2 separate regions of the Mus musculus genome follow, and region 2 is linked to region 1. The links are chromatin loops, found by intact Hi-C in ENCODE. Cell type or tissue: left cerebral cortex. All regions are shown on one strand. Each heading gives the region's core, and the rest is flanking DNA. Links, peaks and the distances in the headings are about the cores only.

Region 1 (10,081 bases), core at 628-8,627:
CATTTACCCTTCCCAGATCCATTTAGTCTCAGCAGACACCAGTCCTCTTGTTGAGTCTTCTTGGGTTAGCACTGGCTCATTGACTGGTTTCTAATTTCCAAACTCCCACAGTACTTAGCCCGGGGTACACAACTTAGCACTTAATTATACATTGTCTCATTTAGTTTTCTTTGTTGTGCTAATCCTTGACTTTTCTAGTGAGGTTGTTGATTCCTTGAAAGCTACATATCGTGTATTTTTTTTTTAAATTCTTTGAAGTATTCCAGCACACACAGGGTAAGCACCCCTTGCCTTATCAATAAATATTGATTATTTTATTTATAGATTGACAGGCATAGATGTGAGACTTCCTCCAGATCAACATTTTAATAATCCACATTGTAATATCTGCTGCTTGATAAATATTTGTCAGCTTTATTGAACCGGCTTGAGTAATGAAGGAAGCGAGCTCCAAATGTGGTACCCAGTTGGACAACTCATACCTGTCAAATGAGGATTAAAATGCCTTCTTGTTGGTCCTAGTGACTGTATTATTTCTCTGTTGCTGTTCTAAAGTCACCATGATCAAAAACAACCTACCAAAGAAAGAGTTGATCTTGGCTTATGGTTCTAGAGGGATACACATATCCATGATGTCGGGGAGACATGAAGGCAAATGGTAGACCTGGTAGAAGGAGCAGAGAGCTCACAACTTCAACCACAACCGTGAAGAGAGTGGACTGGAAATGGTGTGAGGCTCATAATTCTCAAAGTCTGCCCCCAGTGATGCACCTCCTCCAGCAAGGCCATTTATCACCTATACCTCTCCAAACAGTGCAACCAGCAGGAAACCAAGTGTTCAAATATGTGAGTCTGTGGGAGGCCTTTCTCCTTTGGACCATGACAGGGACATGCACCTGTAATTCTAGCATTTGGGAAGTAGAGGCAGGAGGATCACAGACTTGAGGGCAGCCTGGTATACAAAATGAGGTCTTTTCTTTCAAGAAAGTGTCTTTCTGACTGGATGAGGTGTTGCAGGCCTGTAACCACAGTACAGAGCAGGTGGAGGCAGGAAGATCAGGAGTTCAAGGCCAGCCTGTGCTACAAGAGACCTTGTCACTATCTATCTATCTATCTATCTATCTATCTATCTATCTATCTATCTATCTATCTATCATCTTCCTAAGCTACCTTAGACTAGTGTGTACAACAATACCATGTAAAGCTTTTTATATCAGTGGCTATGATATCCTATATTTGTTCTTGCAGGAGTGCTTGGGGGAAGTGAGGCTTGTTGCCTATCATATAGAGCAGACTACTCTGTCATGTGGCTACTCTTCAGGAGAGCAGAGACAGATTGGAAAAGTAGGAAGAGAATAACCTATCTCATGGCTTCTATGTTCCTGAAAAGGCATGACAGTCATGGAAAGTGTGATGAGATTTTGAAGTAGAAATTTTCTAGAGCCAGACAGACTCTGCTATTTCTCTACTTCATCCTTTGTGTATTGCTGCGGTCGTCTCTGTCAGCAGTTCTGAAGCAAAATGTGGAATGAGGAATGAAAGCTTTGAAAAGAGAAATTTTCTGCATTTGTAAGCAAACCTAGGTTCACCTCCTGTTGAGTGCAAAGCTAAGACAGGCAAGGGCAGGGCAGGGAATATGAGTGCTGAAATGTTAATAACTTTACTGGGTAAGATGAGTTATGTCCGAAACAGTACCTTAGTGAACAAAGGAAGCATGGGGATTTTATTCCAGGAGTGGACACACATACATATATGAAAACCCTTTATGGGCAGGCACATTTCTGAGCATGCTCAGTTTAAGGTGCTAGTTCAAGGAGAAGACACACATTTCTGGTTGTACTTAGCTTATGGTCATTTAGCCAGTGTTCAGAAAGCTACAAAAAACAGGCAACTCTTTTGGACTTGATCAGTTTGCATTATAAAGATAACAAGAATGCCTCTGGCTTTGTTCAACGTTCTTGCTAAAGTCTTATGAAATTTTACAAGCAGAAAAAAAAAACCAGACAGTGCATCGGAGCTTGTCTACACGTTCACGTGCACTTAGCTGCTAACATGCTTGGGCTGAATCTTTACTTTTTCTTCTCTGGTACTGGAGGACAGACTTGTGTTTGGCACATGCTGAGCAAATGCTGTGCTACTGAGTCATACCTCCACCATGAATCGTCTATATTTTATTTCTCCAGAGTCCAAAAGGGAAGTATAACTCTGGCTATAATTGAGGTTGACACGTTTCTTTTTTCTTTTGTACATCTCTTTCTTCCCTTTTCCTTGTCTGCTTTTCCATCTTTTGACTTCTTCATTCTTTTCTCTTCCTTCCATTGGTCCTTATTTTAGTTGACTATAATATCAAAGTGTGCTTGTTATCCTTGATAGTATTTTTGACTTGTTTTCGGCTTTTGCTTTTTTGTGTTGTTACTGTTCTTGCAATGGGTCTTCTCTGGAGTGGTCTCTGTCTCTGGAGTGGCAGGATTACAGGTATTTGCTACATCTGACTGCTTCACGCTTTTAATAAAAAACTGTTTGGGATGGAATATATATATATTCTTAATACACACATATTCTTTTATCCCTCTTTTATCACTATGTAGCCCTGGCTGGCATGAGACTCAGTAGCCCAGGCTGGTCTCAAACTCACAGAGATCCTTTGGCCTCTGCATCGTGAGTTCTGGGTTTACAAAGGTATGTGACACCAGGTCTAGGTCTAACAGGTCCTTTAATTAGTGTTTAATCACAAAGAGGTTTCCCCTTTTTGGTTAGTGTTTTGGCATGAGGCATGCATGTACAATGGTTACATTTGTGCAACTCTTCTCAAGAACAATGGCACTTAAGATTTTTCTTTTGGAACCCAGTGTGGTGGCACATGTCTTTTATCCCAGCACTCGGGAGGCAGAAACAGGCAGATCTCCATGAGTTTGAGGTCAGCATGGTTTGAGGCCACAGAGAGTTCTAGGACAGCCAGGGCTATGTAGAGAGACCCTGCCCTAAAAAATAAAAAACAGATTTTTCTTTTGGAAAAAATGCAAATATACAAGACTTATAACTGACATTTTCAACACTGTTGTGGGGCAGACGTTTTTCTTCTAGTATATTATTTGTGGATCCCCCCCCCTTTTTTTTGCAGGCTAGCTTGTAATTCACAGTGTAGCTAGAGTAGATTCAAAATTTTGGTCATTCCCCTGCCCCAGCCTCCTAGTGTTAAGGTTACAAACAAGAACCACCACACTTTTGGCTAGAGCAATAGCCATCAGGGAAGAAGCCCATTTGAACACACACACACACACACACACACACACACACACACACACACACGCACACGCACACGCACACGCACACTGGGTTTTAAAGTTCTGAGTTCCAGTGTTGACTTTTTTGGTAGGAACTTGGACAAATAAATTTTGGACAAAATGTAAAAAACTGTTGTTTTCCTGCCAAAAGAAGTGTTTTCTGAGCCAGATGTCTTAAGAAAAGACCTTGTCTAAAAAAAAAAAAATAAGAAAATAAAAAAATCCTTCCAGAAAGTGAGGACTCTGTGTTACAGAGGTCAGTACTTTCAGGACTTAAGAAGCATAAATTTTCCAGATAGTGTCTCTCACCAACTGTTTCCCAGATTTCAGTCAAGCAGTGGAGCATAATGGACCTCATATCTGAAAAACAAACAAACAAACAAAACCCCAAAACGCCTCTTCCCACTTCTTTCTCAAGGACCTTCTGAAGTACCTTCTTCAAGAAATACCTTCTGGCACTTCTCAGTAAGGTTCAAATCCAGATCCCAGCCATACCTGAGAAAGTGGCCAAACCCCATCATCTCTGGGGTGCTGCTGGGACCCCATTCACATCTTTGTTTTTGTTTGTTTGGTTGTTTTTTTTTTTTTTTTTTTTTAGCTTTTCAGGACATAGGAGGAAGGGAAATCCAACTTTTTGTGACTGGTCCTTTTTCTAATTGGACACCACATCCCTATGGGACTCCTAATGAGACAACATCTCAGTTTTCCCCATCCCCTGAAAAACTCTTTTTCTTGTGTGTGTGTCCAGATGTTCCCTTCTTAGCCAGGGTGGAGAGCCCAAGATGCCCCTCAGGAACACGGTGGGCTAGGTGGGCGTTGGCAGCAGCTCTCTCTGCCTGGCCTCCCTTGCAGAGCAGGTGAAAGGCTTGGGAGGGCGGCAGCCAGAGTTGCGTTCCTTACCTGGCGAAGGGGCGGAGCGGGGCGGGCTTTCGGGGAGGGGCCCAGGTGGGATTTCGGGCTGTGATTGGTCAGCGCCGCGCCTGTCTCCATGTGCCGCGCAGAGGAGGCACAACATTCAAGCCCGGAGGGGGCGGGGCCGGCGCTCTCTTGGAGGAAGCGGCGGCGCTGCAGCTGCGGGGCGTGGGGGCGGCGGCTTCGGAGGCCGAGGCGGCGGTGGTGGCCCTGGCGGCAGCACCAGCACCTCGGCCAGGGAAGGCGGTCGGTTCGGACGCTACAGAAGGCCCTATGGAAGTGGCAGCGGGCGGAGGCTGCGGCGCCGGGCCGCCTTTGCTGCTGAGCGATAGCGAGCAGCAGTGCTACTCTGAGCTCTTCGCGCGCTGTGCGGGCGCTGCAAGCGGGGGCCCCGGACCTGGTCCCCCCGAGGCTACCAGGGTCGCCCCCGGCACTGCCACTGCGGCCGCTGGTCCAGTAGCTGATCTGTTTCGAGCGTCGCAGCTGCCACCAGAGACATTGCACCAGGTATGTCTCTGCGCTCTTTTATCCCTCTCTGGTCTGTGGGGGCAGTGTCTATGGGAAGAATGGGGCAACAACGACTATTCCCAGGGACTATTCCCGGAGATCTGGAGGGCGGTGGCCAGGACCGCAAAAAAAAAAAAAAAAAAAAAAAAAAAAAAAGGGGGGTGCTCTCTTGCCGAGGATGGCGGCGACGCCCTTGTCCCCAGGGACACCAGCCTCCTCTGCAGCTCATCTGCTCCTAGCCTAGTGCTTGGCTGTGCTCTTCGTCTCTTGAGAAAGTCTGACACCCCTATCATATCTGGGGGTTCTACAATCTCCCAGACCCAAAGTTTGCCCTGTTCCGAAAGTGATGTTTGTTTTGGCTGCTGTTTGCTTTAACCTCTGTTCCTTGCTCCTGCCCCTCCCTTTGTTGACTACACTCTCGGGGTGCCTTGTTGGGATTTGAACTTGAAGGGTGTGTACATGTGTGTCTGTAGGCTCTGGGCCTACAGCTACATGTTGTCCTTTATACTTGTGATATGTACATATCTGCTACATAGATTTGTTCACTAATGTATTTCTGATTATTAGTATAGAACTGGAAAACCTTAAAGCCCAATTGTAGAACAGGGACTCAGGGCTACAAGATAGGAACATTGATCAAGTTCAAAGTAAGTTCCCCATTTGGGTCCAGGGGTGGATTCAGAAGTCTACAGCTGTAGTTTGTCATCTTATTGTCACTTGACTTTGACGTGGAGTTACGAAACAGACGGTGTCATAGCTTCTGTCTGTCTGCCCCGTACCTGGAAAGGAGGGAGGAGTGATTCACTGCAGGTGCTGTTTTGTGCTTTCCTCGAGGCTTGGAGAAATTGCTTGGGAAGCCCTTTGTCTGTCGGTTGATGTTACCAGCAGTAAATGGGGATCATATTGTTAATATCAAGCCCTAAATGTGAACCTATACTTAAAAAGCAATAGTGTGAAAGTTATTAGCAACAATGGAATATTTACAGTGGTGAGCAAATGCTTTAAAATGTAGTTCCTAGGAAGTACTGACGGTTTTATGGTTCACTTATCATATCTTTCTCTGCCTTTGTGAGGCCCGCTTTCTTTCTTTCTTTCTTTCTTTCTTTCTTTCTTTCTTTCTTTCTTTCCTTCTTTCTGGCACTCAAGACTGTTTTATACTGCTGGGGTATACATAGATGCTCCTATGTTTATGAGCATAATTTTAGCCACTTGGTTCACCTTTCGAATTGAGGATTTCTGAACATGATTAGTATTCATAGAATTTAGCATGGCTGTTTGTTCCTGTAGAATTCTGTGATAAGAAGATAGTTCTGCCACAGTTGCTAAGCAGTTGAGTTGCACGGGGTGATAAGGAAGTTGGTGTTCTGAAAGAAACTATTACAAGGACCTCAGAATACTGCTGAGCATAATAAATTTACTAAAGTGTCCGAGGCAATGCACCAAATAGTTGTGCTGTACATCTGGCCGGGATTAATTTGTGGACAGTAATACATCAAGTGTGATAAAAGAAAAGGGTGTATGAAAATTGGTTGAGGTTTTCCCAGGAATTGGAGAGGGGATCTTTCTAGTGTGATAACTGATGCTTTCTTGAAGAACATATAATTTAAAAAGAACCAAAGGTACTCAGCCCAGAGAAATAAAACACAGCCCTTTTAACATAACAAGTTAGAATGGCCCATTACTCTTGGTACAGGTAACAATTAACATTTAAAGTCACCCTGAACTGGGAAGGGTAGTCAAAACTGGGATCTAGTGGCTATCTAACTTTTATCTACCACTTTGGTGATGTGTGTGTGCCCTGTCTGACTTCATTTGTTTTAATTCATTAGTATACTAGCGATTTTAAAACAAATGTAGAAAACTTCCCCCTTTCCCTTCTAAACCGAAACCTGTAAGTTCAGATGTAAGTGGCCCAACAGGTATAACTGCTCAAATCATGGAGACAGTAACCAGACCTGGTAGTTTCTATGGTTAATGGCCAGATTTTCCTCTTAATAAGCATACGATTAAGATGACTGTAATGTAGGGCTGGGGATTTAGCACAGTTGGTAGAGTGCTTGCCTAGCATGCATGAAAGACTGGATTCAGTCCCCATCACTGCACAAAATCGGACATGGTGGCACATACCTATAATCTCAGCACTCTGGAGGTAGAGGCAACAAGGTCACAAGTTCAAGGTCACGCTCAGCAACATAGCTAATTTGAGGTCAGTCTGGGTAAATGAGACTTTGTCTTAAAATGATGATTATTATCTAATAACTCACAGAGATCCAATGATAGGCCATCCTTAGACATCAAGATAGGTTATAAATATTGTTTAACATGTACTATCAGGAGAAACCTTTAAATCGGGAAGAATCCCAGTTAGTAACATCTGATTGTCAGATAATAGATTAAGGCAAAGAAGCACGTCCTGGCTGTGAGAAGTAGGTTTATTTTATTTTATTTTAGATTTATTTATTATTTTATACATATAAGAGTTTTTCCTGTGTATGCCTGGTATGCACCAAGGTCAGAGAAAGGGCATCAGATTCCTGGGATCTGCAGTTACCAACAGTTGTGAGCTGCCATGTGAGTGCTGGGAATTGAACTCTGGTTCTCTGCAGGGGCAGCAAGTGCTCTTAAATGCTGAGCCGACTCTTTAGCTCCATAGGAAGATTTTAACATCTCTGGACACAGGCTTATCTTTGAGAAGTCATTAAAAATTTCAATTTAGGTTCCCTCGTGGCTCAAGCTGGCCTCAAACTCTCTATGTAGCAAAAGTTGACCTTGAACTCCTGCCACTATCTCCCAAGTGCTACTTATTTGAAAATTAAAAATATGTTCAAAATAAAACTGCTTAATCATTAAGGAGATCCACAGGTAAAAGGAAATCAACAAAATCCTTATCAGGAAAACTTTTTCCTGTTATGAGATTATTAGCCAGAACTATTTATTTAAATTTTAAATAGTTTTTCCTTTGGAGATAATATAATTTCTCCTTTTTTCTCTTTTACATTATTTCCCCTTCCTTTTCCCACTTTCAAACCCTCACATATATTATTCCTTGCTCTCACTTAAATTTATGGCCTCTTTTGAAATTCATTGTTGTTACATGTATATTCACATATATGTATATACATATATCTTCCTAAATCTAACCCTCTCGGTCTGTATAATGTTACTTGTATGTATATGTTTTCAGGGCTGACCATTTGGTATTGGATATTGGATATAGTTGATATGCTCTTCTCTGGGGAATGCTGTTTCTCCCACTCTCAGAATCTCTTAGTTGCTGTTGTTCTTTGTATAGAGTTTAGGCACCCCAGGCAGTCCTAGGCGAGACAATCTCACAGCAAACTCCCTGACCCTCTGGCTCTTACAGTCTTCCTACTCCCTCTTCTATAATGATCTCCAAGTGCTAGGCATGAGGGTGTGTTGTAGAAATGAATGGTGGTTTTGTTTTGTTTTGTTTTTTTGAGACAAGGTCTTATGTAGCCCGGGCCAGTCTCAAACTCCCCAAGTAGATGAAGACCACTTTAAACTCCCCCAGTCCTCCCTCTACTTCCCAGGTCCTGGGGATACAACCTGCCAAGTTTATCTTTCTAAAAGTGAATAGATACCAGCAGATACAGTAAGTACCACATTCAAGACACTGTCTACTTAAAAGGATGTTTGAAGTATGGTGCAGTGGGAGGCATGCCTAAAATCCCAGTTCTAGGGAAGCTGAGGCAGGAGGATAGCAAGTTTGAAGCCTATTTGATCTGCATAGTGAGACAATACTTCAGCATACACGACTTTTAAAGATTATTTTCTACTTTTGTTATATATATATATAAATGTCACTAAAACAAAACATTTTTACACGTTATTTTAGTTTAAAATAAGACATTGTATTCTACATCACCTTCTACAACTTGTTTTTCCTCTCATTGTTATATTTTTTTTGGAATTTGTCCTTGTTGACATATGTCCCGTCAGTTTGTTTGCTTCCTTTTGAAAACTTTATTACCCACGCTGACAGTGAGTCATCATGATATTGTGGAAATCTTTATGCCAAAGGAAAGTAGGTGACCTTCTTGATTTATGGACAATGTAACATGACTAAGGATTGTTCCAAACACATGAACATCAAAAATACCTCATTCTATTCACATACAATGCACACTGTCATTAGTGAGTGTTTTTCAGTGGTCTTTTAATCTTATTTATTTATTTATTTATTTATTTATTTTTTGGTTTTTTGAGACAGGTTTTTTTTTTTTTAAAGATTTATTTATTACATGTACTTACACACCAGAAGAGGGCGTCAGATCTTGTTACAGATAGTTGTGAGCCACCATGTGGTTGCTGGGATTTGAACTCTGGACCTTCGGAAGAGCAGTCGGGTGGTCTTACCCACTGAGCCATCTCACCAGCCCCGTCTTTTAATCTTACTAAGTTTTTCTGCTAGAGAATATTCTATTAGCTTTTGTAATCAAATCCACACAGATAAGACCTTATATATTTAATACAGTATACAAATGTTAAAGAAAAAAACCAAATTTAACATTTCTAAATCAGTATGGCTGTTAGTTTCTGTGCAATGCCAACTCAACATTGCAAACTGGGGTAGTTTTTTCCAAAGTTGATAACACAGTTTCCAAAAATTCAAATTCATGCATGCACAGACACATACACATACATTACTGAATCCATTTAATGGTGCTCTTATGTACATGTGTTTAGGGTTGACCAGTTGGGATCTCTTCTCTTCTCTTCTCTTCTCTTCTCTTCTCTTCTCTTCTCTTCTCTTCTCTTCCTCTCTTCCTCTCTTCCTCTCTTCCTCTCTTCCTCTCTTCCTCTCTTCCTCTCTTCCTCTCTTCCTCTCTTCCTCTCTTCCTCTCTTCCTCTCTTCCTCTCTTCCTCTCTTCCTCTCTTCCTCTCTTCCTCTCTTCCTCTCTTCCTCTCTTCCTCTCTTCCTCTCTTCCTCTCTTCCTCTCTTCCTCTCTTCCTCTCTCTCTTCCTCTCTTCCTCTTCCTCTCTTCCTCTCTTCCTCTCTTCCTCTCTTCCTCTCTTCCTCTCTTCCTCTCTTCCTCTCTCTCTCTCTCTCTCTCTCTCTCTTTCTCTCTCTCTCTCTCTCTCACTGGTTTTCACTTTGTTCTCACAGCAGCCATTACTTGCCTGTAGCTCTTTATCTAGAGGTGGGGCTTTGTGGAATTTCTGCCATCCACATTGGAATGTCAATTGTTGTCATTATGCAGATCTTGTTTATGTAACCAAAATTTTGAGATTTCATGGGTGTAGTTTCCTTCTCGTATAGAAGAGGCAGTCTGTTAGCAGGTGTTCTGATCCTCTGGCTCGTTCTGTCTGTCTGTCTGTCTGTTTGTTTGTCTGTTCGTCTGTTCTTCCTCAATTTT
Region 2 (10,081 bases), core at 738-8,737, 94 kb after region 1:
ACATGGTTAACTTTGATGGTCTTGGATAGTCAAGGTTGCAAGTTTCTTTATTTTATTTCTTTTTTTGACACACAGGGTTTGTCTGTATAGCCCAGGCTGGCATCATTCTTATGTGGTCTTTCTGCCTTCTGAATGCTGTATTACAGGTGTGCTTCATCATGCCTAGCCAAAGTTTTATGTTTATAGATAAGAAGTGTGTCTCACTTTGTTCAATAACTCCATGTAAGGTTGCTTTAATTATTTAAGTGGCATATTAGAAAGGCACAGGAATTTGTAGTCAGTATACTTTGATATGAGTCTATACCAGCATTTGGAGAGGACTGAGGGCACACTGTCTCACAGTGGTAGATTCCCCAGAAAGGATCCAGGTCTTATCTCAGATCATGTATTTGTTTTTAAATTAAAGACTCCAATATAGTCTCTGGGTTATAAAAAGCATTATTTTCCTGTTCTTTGGATACCCTATGCTCACAGTCTATTGGTAGTCTTTAAAGAAATAAAAGGAGGAAGAGGAAGAGGAGGAGGAGGAGGAAGAGAAGGAAGAAATCCAGTAAACAGGCCCAGGCTGCTCATTTGACCTAGAGTCCAGTATCATGGTCATTGTTGAGTTGGATTCCAATTGTACTTGTGAAGGCTTTCGTCTATCTTAGTATTTTGGAGCATCTTAGATGGGGTGGCTATGTTTTAAAGTCTCTCAATGAGGAACAAACAACTCCTCAACATCTAATTTTGTCTAATAAGCTCTAAGAATACCCACCGTTAGACATTAAACATTTAAAATATAAATTTTATTGCATTTTCTAGATTTATACTTGGTGAATAAAAATTCAGTAAATAGGAATCTTAAAAAGGAAGACTCATTAATTCATTAATTGAATGAAAATGGAATCTGTCCACAATTGAGGTTTATGAATGTTCTCTCATGTGATCAGTGTCTTTCATTTTCCAGAGGAAAATATTGTGGGGCTAGCTACAAGCGTTTCGGGCTGGCATTCGTAATTTAGGTAGCACAGCACTGGTGAGCCTGTATTCTCTGGGTACCTTTTTTGCTATGCTGCATTTTTGAGGAAACATTTCTCCCCATTTGTTAAATCAGCCGGGTCACCAGCCGTAGAGTCACATTTTGCTTCTTAAACTGCAGCTCAGAATGCCAGGCTTCTCCAGTGGTTGCCTCTGACCTCTGCTCTGGTTCTTTGAAGCAGGAAACACAGTCTCCCACGATGTCACCCCTCGCCTCCCCTCCTTCTTCCCCGCCTCATTACCAGAGGGTGTCCTTGAGCCATGGCTACAGCAAACTGCGGAGCGGCACAGAACAGATGCATCCAGGTAAGAGGCGACCAGGGGGCCAGCTGTCACAAGCAATATCTTAGAGTCTTCTTAATGTACCAGGCAGCAATGCCACCAGCTGCTTAATTCCCTGATTTAATTATTCTTGTCTTTGGAAACATGGCTCAATTTCATTTTATATTCTCAAGCAAAGGGTTTTTTTTTTTTTAAATGAAATTAAGCATATCTCAGCAATGCTTTGTTTCCTAGTCTGGAAGCTGGTTTGTCCTTAGACTTGTAAACAACTATTTAGATGATTTAATATTTCATATTCAAATAGCATTAAAGGAATGTAGCATGTATAAAGGGGTTGTATTTTTATGAGAATTGTTATTTCCTTCTGCAAGGACACTGAGCACATTTACTCAGTAACTGCTTTTATGGAAATTCTGTAAAAACATAACTATGCAAAAAGCAAAAGAGTTGATCCCATCTTTAAGGAGTGGGGACATAAATGAAAATATTGAGCTTTTATGTGTTAGGATAAGGGTAAAGGAAATGCAGTGGAAGTGATTTGCTGAGAAACGTGAAGCATGCCCAGTTATGGGGCTACCTGCGTGTTCTTATTTCTGCTCTCTTGGTCCTTCCCCGGGTAGAATGCCTGAGCTAGTCCTCAGCATGACTTGCAGAGTTGCCTGCCCAGACTGCAATGTGTGAAACTCCATGAATTCACTGCAGCACCTTGTTCTTCAGTGGTTCACATCTCTAGTTTCAGATATGACCTGTTTAATGTATTCCAGAGTAGAATGCCCTATAGCCCCCTGCCCAATTTGTGTGATATGATGGAAATGGCTCAGTTTCTGCAGGATTTTGCTGTATTAGAAAAAAAGTAATGACTTTTAGAGGGCCACAGAAATAAAATGATATTCTAGGCTGAAGTAAAGAGAAGCTGTCCTTTTGCTGAGAGAAGCAGGTAGGATGCTATGAAAAGAGCTTTTGGTTAGAACCAGAAGGTTGGGATTGGGAGGCCCCTGAATGACTTTAGGCAAACCATTGAGCTTCTATGAACCATATTTTTTTTCTTTTTAAAACAGTGATGAGGGTGTTAAGATGATTTACTGGAAATATGAATGTAAACTCATCTGGAAATTACATCCTATTCAATGCAAGATAGTGTTCCTAATAGATAATTTAAAAATTCTCCTGAAAATCATCTGTCTCATTGATGTATGAAACTGCACAGGGGTCAGACTTCACTTTCCTCTTGTACTTTCCCTTGTATTATTTTCCTTTTTAAAAAGAAGTACAGTTGTTGCTTCTATTTCAAATCTAATTTGGGCTTGGAAATTAATGCTTAGTCCACAGGTAAGTCCATCTGTGTTCTATTAAGTCAGCCTGTCATTAACTTCTACCTTTGATAGTCCTTGTTTGTGTCCTCTATTTCCTGCTCCATCCTCTCATCCGATGCTAAATGGGCTCCCATCCCTGCAGCACTGAAGAGGCAGCCTGCTTCCCTCCTTTCTGGATTCTGAAGAGTTGATGCCAAGGCTCTGTACGCCCTCATTCATTTTTATACTTTCTTTGAAGGTGGTAATATCTGTCTATGACGAGGTGCACATATTTTAAGTATTTAAATTTTAACAAATGGCTATGCTCAAGTAGGTACCACTGACATAAAAATATCCCATTGTACTGCCTCTTTCCAACCATACCCCACCCTGAAATGAAGGACTATTGTGACTTTTATCATTTTTTATTAGTTTTACTTCTTCTAGAACTTCATGCAAGAGAAAACGTGCAGACTGATTTTGCTTGTGTCTGCTGCCTTCTCCTCAATGTAACAGTGAAAATTCCTATTAGTGTATTGCTAGTTCCTTGCATTTTATTATTCAGGAGGTCTCATTGCAAGGATAACCATGGATTAATGGTCCTTCTCCTGTTGATGAGCATTTGGGCAACTGTAGTTAGTTTTTGGCTATTATGAATAAGGATACCATCAATATTTGTTCATGATTCTTTTTATGAGTTACATGGTCATTTCCTTGACACTTAGGAGTAGAATCTTTGGGTGTGGGTGTACAAACAGCCACAGTTCCACTCTGAAACTGAACTTCAGAGGAATGATATCTTCAGGGTTCTACAAAACAGTCCTCTCCTTGGAGAAACATGATGTGTCTATATCCATAAGAAACCTCTTGTAAAGGAATTGAAGAGTTACTTGGTTTGCTTTTGAATTGCATATTTTGGGTTTCCTTTGGTAAGGAAGAGAGTTGAGGCACTAAATAATATATACCCTTTTCCTAAGTTTAGGTTCAGTTAAGGAGCAAGTCAGATATCAGATTGCTGCTGGCCCAATTATCAGCTTTGTTGCTCATGTAGCTAAACAGAGCACATTCCTTAGATAGATGGCTAATTTTGATACCCACTTTTTCAGCCACAGGCAGCCTTGGCCAATCCAACCTTTTCCCTTAGTGGAAGAAAAACCTGTCTCTCTAAAGTGAGCTCCTGTCTAGCTGAGTTTTCATTGAAACCTGACTGATAAAATACATCCGTCTCTCCATGTTACAATCCCTATAGGTAAGGGATTTGAGCTGAAGTTCACATGGTACCTTCTTCGCCTATGGGTCTTCTTTGGGTGGTAGACGAGTCCTCTCTGTTATGGGAAGTCCAGGTCCATGGGTTTCATTAGAATTTATAAGCACTAGGATCCTAGCTATACTCTGGCTTACTGTGCTTAAAACTTTTTGGTAGGGTTCAGTTGGTATGAAGAGTTTATTGTGGTTCCATCAACATGGAAAAAAATCTGAATTATCAGAGGAAAATACTTGCCTACAAGTTGAAATTTACTTTGAAGACTTAGACTATATAATACCTATGAAATTCTCTTTTGTAGTTTTACATTTATATGTACTCCTAGTAGGTTCTGAAATGCACTAAATGTGTTGCCAGGCAATCATTTAGATATTTTAATCTGTTATAATTTGGTGTTCTAGTTGCTAGGAAGAAATACAAAATGTAGTTGTGAGCCTGAATAGTTTGTTGCTTTCTTAGTTTCTTTCTTCCTTCTTCCCTTCCTTTCCTCTCTCTTTTCCTCCCTTCCTCCGTTCTTCCCTCCCTCCCTCCCTGTCTTTTCTTTTTTGCTTTCTTTTTTGTTTGCTTGCTTTCTTGCTTTCCTCTATCCTGTCCTGTTCCATTCCTTTCTTTTCTCTACTTTCTTTTTTGAGACAGGGTCTCATGAGTACCAGTCTGGCCCCCTGCCTGCTTATCTTACAGGTGCACCACAGTCCAGCCTGTTTAGTATTCTTGATGTGTTATTGTTGTACATTCTTTATTTTAAAACTATCAAATCATGCTAAATGTGGTACCATAACAGCCACCTCTGCTCGCCACTCAATTTTATTTTTAAGTTACAGAAAGAAGCAGTTTATATATTTACATATTTTAAGTCCTCAAAGTGTTAGCCCACAGAGATGAGAAATGGTTTCATTTTGGGTGATAATTTCTCCTTTCTGTTGGAGCTGGTTATATTTAACTGTCATGTTACCATATTGGCAAGGGTATTATTATGTGTTCTGGAAATAAAAGGAATATCATTCATTTTGTGGCTTAGAAATGTAGTAAAATCATTTAAAATATTTTGGTTATTTATTAGTAGAATAATAAATATATAATACATTTATTCATTTTTGTATACTTCGTTTTACATTCTGTACAAGGAAGATAACCATTTATTTTTATAGTAAATTTTAATGTTAAGTTTTAGTGTTCAAAATTTATATTAATTTTCTTTAGAGGTTATATAATTAATTGAATACATTTAAATGGGGGTATCTATAAATTATAACTACATTTTGGTATTTATCTATAATTTCAAAAGAATTACAAGCCTCATTTTTTATTTTAAAACTCTAAGCTTTATTTTTATGTTATGTTTGCAAGTATTTTGCTTGCATGTCATTCTGTATACCAAGTCCATGTGATACCGGTGGAGGCCAAAAGAGGGTGTTGGATACCCAAGGACTGGAGTTACAGGTAGTTGTGAACTACCATGTGGGTGCTGGGAATTGAACCTGAGTCCTCTGAAAAAGGAAACAGTACTCTTAAACCATTAAGTCATCACTCTAGCCCTCAGAAAACTTAATTAACAAATTCTTGCTGGGTGTGGTGGTGCACGCCTTTAATCCCAGCACTCGGGAGGCAGAGACAGAGGCATTGTAGGGCTGGAGAGATGGCTCAGCAGTTAAGAGCACTGACTGCTCTTCCAGAGGTCCCGAGTTCAATTCCCAGCAACCACATGGTGGCTCACAACCATCTATAATGGGATCTGATGCCCTCTTCTGGTGTGTCTATAGATAGCTACAGTGTACTCATATAAAAAAATCAATATTTAAAATAATTAAAAAAAAAGAGTACTGAGCTGGGCAGTGGTGGCATACGCCTTTAATCCCAGCACTCAGGAGGCAGAGGCAGGCAGATTTCTGAATTCGAGGCCAGCCTCATCTACAAAGTGAGTTTCAGGGCAGCCAGGGCTATACAGAGAAACCCTGTCTCAAAAATAACCAAAAAAAAAAAAAGTACTGACTGATCTTCCAGAGGACCTAGGCTCAGTTTCCAGAAACCACACTGAAGCCTTGAAGCCTACAGCTCTCCTTAAGTCCAGGTCTGGGGAATCCAGTGCCCTTTTTTGGTCTCCATGGGCTTCAAGCATGCACATGTTGTACAGGCATACATGCAAGTAAAATATCCAAATACTCAAAATAAAATGATACTTTTTAATATGTATAGATGATATGAATAAGCATTAAGCCCACGTCAAATAGGCAATCATTCCAGTCTCAGAATCAGTTTCCTTTCCATAAATAAAGTTATAGTGTAGTTCCTGTGCTTAATTTGGAGGGATGAAATATACAATTCATTTAGGGGCAGATAGTATTTTGGATTCCTGAGTTTTCTACTTGATGTACAGTTGAGTTTTATTTGTTCCTAATTCATTTTTTAAAAATGCAAGGCTATTTTTCCCTTTTACTTTTCTCTCCCCAAATGAATGTAAACTTTGTTTGAATATAGCATAAAATTGGAAAAAGGAAAAACCGATGTCTAAATTCATTATAGTTTTTTTTTTAAGTGACAGGGGATCCAATTGCAGTAGTGCATGCCATGCTTCAGTTTTGATTCCACTGGAAGAAAAGAAGGAGGAAGTCAAAATAGCCCTTCAGCCATCCAGGAAAAGTACAGCCCGTCCCTAGATATAGTTTATAAGGCTGGGGGTGCTGAGTATTCAAATCAGGCCTTTGTTTAATTCTCACCTACAGCCAAGTATTTGTTTTAGGCTAAAATCACATCCTTCAAAACCATGAATGAACATAAAAGTGAGCTCCACTACTTCAGGTCATGGTCCAAGGTTACTGCCCCCCTAACAGAAAGCAGCAACAAACAATGAGTACTGGTAGTATGGCACATTTCTACTGCGGACTCACTCTGAGGTTCTCACTGCATCACCCTCTTGCCTTATTCCTAACCTTAACCCTTTTGGTTTTATCATGGTATTGGTTAAATGTCTTTAGATTGTTTAGTGAAATTATGGAGGTAAGAGGATCAAGATTTGTGAGTCTTAGGTAGCGCTCAGATTATATGTTCCAATTCCTTTATTACCTTTTTCTTGAAAAGCACATGCTACATCAGCTTGAGTGGAAAATGATAATTTTGTAATAGAGTCTCTGTATACCCTGCTAGCAGTCTCTCTTGTTTTTCAGCTCCATATGAAAGGCAGCCCATTGGCCAGCCTGAAGGACCCTCATCAGAGGGTCCAGGAGCCAAACCCTTTCGTCGGCAGGCATCTCTTATTCGGGTAAGTGATGATGTGGGCCTACAATGACAGAATTCAATGACAGAATTGGGAGAAAATTTATACTGTGGAGATATGGCATTTAGGGATGGAGATATGGCTTAGTAGTTGCAAGCATTTGCTGCTCTTGTACAGGATCAGTGTTCAGGTCCAAGTACCTACAAAGACCACATACAACTACTTGTAACTCTAACTCTAGGGTTGTCCAACACCCTCTTCTGGCTTCCATGGATAGCTGCATGCATGTACACATACCCATACACATTACATATGCATACATTTACTAAAAATAACTATTATAGAGAAAACTCTGAAAGAACTATGGCATTTAAAAGCATTAATTATTTTACAGTTAGCATATGAAGTGAGGGGCTTCATTTTGACATTTTTTTCTTCTGTTGGGTAGGGTGAGACAGGGTGTCACCAAGGTCATCTCAAACTGCTTGTGTATCTGAGGCTGGTCCTTTTGCCGCCACCGCCCAAGAGCTGAGATTGCAGGCATGGTCACCATGCCGAGCTTCACTGTAATATTTCACACGTATATATCAAACTGTGTTTGTCTCCCCCCATGACCCTTTCCTGCCCCTCTACATCCTTACTGATTTTCTTCCTACCAAACACTCTATCCTTCTGCTTTCCTGTCAAATATAGCTAATTGTCTTCTATTGAGGACTGTGGCTTTTTGATTATTCTCTATTTTGCTTCAAGAAAGGTATAAAACTACTTCTTCATTCAAACATTACACTGTTTTGCTTGTATATTTTCTTAATTTTTCATTTGTTTCTACCTCTTCCAGTCTCTAGAATAAACTAGAGGTTGTCTCTTGATCGTCAGTGTCTCTAAAACACTCCTACCCCTTTATTCACTTAATCATGGAGTTCCTTCTAAAGCAGAGCGTCACATTTTCTGTAGCAGCTTGCCTCGTGTTTGCCTTATTCTTTATTACCACTTGTTTAATGCCTAATTAACTGTTTTCCATTTGCTGTGTGTCTCCAATTATGTGGTAAGCATTTGAAAGGCTGCAGTAGTTCTGTATTCTCTCAGTGCCTCAGACAATTCCATTTGAATAGCAATTTATGTGTAAGTATAAACAAGTTACTACTTCCTACATGTAATATATAAAATATTATGGCACAAATATAATGCTATTAAGTTTCTTCAGGTCATATCATAGCTTAGGTACTTTCAGCTTCTGGTTCTCTAGTATTTTCCTTCAGATAAAGAGCTCTGTTCCCCACCCCCAAATTCATAGCTGTTGTCTTGTATGTCTAAGTTCTTGTATGGAGAAGGTATATTATTGAAGAAAGATTGTGTGTGTGTGTGTGTGTGTGTGTGTGTGTGTGTGTATGTGTGTGTACATACATGGGGAGAAACTATTAAAAAGATAGGTTTATTATTTAACATGAAAGACAAAAGGAAGTAGGTGGTGGTTTGTATAACATTTCAATTGTGGAACTCAGGAAGAAGGACCATTTCTGCACAGGCAGCTCTACTCAAAATAGAAGAGTGAAGTCAGACACTCCCACAAAGAAGTGGGCTGCTAGTTTAGAAGAGAATAAACAGTCTGCATAAGATCCTGAGTTCAGTGAATGGCTTCTGGTCATAGGACACTGTTAGACATGACAAAGTACTCAATCTTAAAGCAGTGTTCTGTTTGCAAAAAACTCTCTAAAAGATAGCAATTAAGTCATATGTGATATATTTAATGTTTCCTATAATTATAAGCTCTAGGCACTGCTGTATCTATTAGTATAGATGGATAGCTGAGAGAGGTCAAGTAGCAAGTCTGAGATTTCATTCATACCTAGTATGTGGCAGAGCCAGAATTTGAGTCTAGGAGAGTTCAGTATCAAAGCGTGCACATTAAACACTTAGCTCCACATTAAAGTTCTATATTACATGAAGACTAGATGACATCATGAACAAACACTAGGTATTATAATATCACCCCTCTGTGTGTGTGTGTGTGTGTGTGTGTGTGCTGTGTATGTGTGTGCGGTGTGTGTGTGTGTGTGTGTGTGTGTGTGCTGTGTATGTGTGTGCGGTGTGTGTGTGTGTGTTGCTGGGGTTGGAACCCATGGCCTTGCCTGTGCCAGGCAAAAACTGTACTATTGTACTACATCCTCATCAAAAAAACTATTCTTGAAAGTGTTATTTGAGAGAATACCTGTCAGGAGTTCAAGGTCATCTGTGAGCACATAGTTCAAAGTCAACTTCTAAGATTCAAGACCCTAACTCAAGAAAAAAGGAGAAAGAAAAAAAAGAAAAGAAAGACATTCTCCTTTAAGGTCAATACAGATGAGTTTTACCCTCAAGTTGTAATGCAAGATTGTTTCTTCAGCTGAACCCCAGATGTAGTACTTGGCTATGTTTTAGAGATCCCATGGTATAAAAATATGTGCCTTTAAACATGAGAACCACACAAACTGGGGAGGCATGTTTACATTAGGGAAGGGATTGGAGGGAATCCTCTCAAAACTCTCTAAGGTGTGGCCTGCAGGTTCCTGCAGAGTATGTTCTGTTTCTGTGGAGAGGAAATCTTGAGTGGGTAGAACTCTGATCAAATTTAGCAGTGAATCTTCCGTTTCACAGGGGTAGGATGGGGCTCACTGGACCCTTCCTACCAAGCTCCCTGGAAGCATGGCCGTGATCCCTTATTTGGATTTGTGATCTGTCTTCTAATCTCTAGATTTCCTTTCTGCTGAGAAATATGCTTCTTGAACCCTTCACTTGACAAATACTTAGTGAATACCTATAAAGTACCAGATACTATATTAAATGATGTTGGCCATCAGTAGGCCCCACCCTTGTGGACCTTTCAGGCTACTGTAGGACACAAGTATTAATCAAGCTATCACAAAGACAACATATGGTTATAGTATATGATGTGAATGAAAATTATGCTGCACTTTGAAGGTGAAAAAATGGCAATAGAATATAACCTAGACTTGCAGACAGGTTAGTCAAAGA

What was found. Hi-C counts contacts between places; a loop is a spot of excess contacts. Peaks named below come from ENCODE experiments on the same cell type or tissue, not always from the same donor. Only the 100,000 strongest peaks of a DNase experiment are listed, where the experiment ranks them.
Region 2: it touches region 1 in a loop (2.9-fold over the local background); 4 of 42 quality-filtered maps call a loop at or near these places.

The regions. Positions count from the first base shown.
Region 1 is chrX:162,637,896-162,647,976 of GRCm38, reverse strand. Reps2 (RALBP1 associated Eps domain containing protein 2) reads left to right here and starts at 4,319. Exons shown (of 18, transcript NM_178256.4): 1 at 4,319-4,703. The coding sequence starts at 4,470. In left cerebral cortex, for the core only: no CTCF peak of the experiment used is centred there; DNase peaks (open chromatin) are centred at 2,090, 4,316, 5,022 and 5,436; H3K4me3 peaks cover 2,525 bases; H3K27ac peaks cover 836 bases.
Region 2 is chrX:162,543,788-162,553,868 of GRCm38, reverse strand. It overlaps Reps2 (RALBP1 associated Eps domain containing protein 2), which reads left to right. Exons shown (of 18, transcript NM_178256.4): 4 at 1,200-1,326; 5 at 7,020-7,114. Among named protein-coding and RNA genes, the nearest start is that of Reps2, 95 kb to the left of the region's middle. In left cerebral cortex, for the core only: no CTCF peak of the experiment used is centred there; DNase peaks (open chromatin) are centred at 2,802, 4,624 and 8,625; H3K27ac peaks cover 1,237 bases.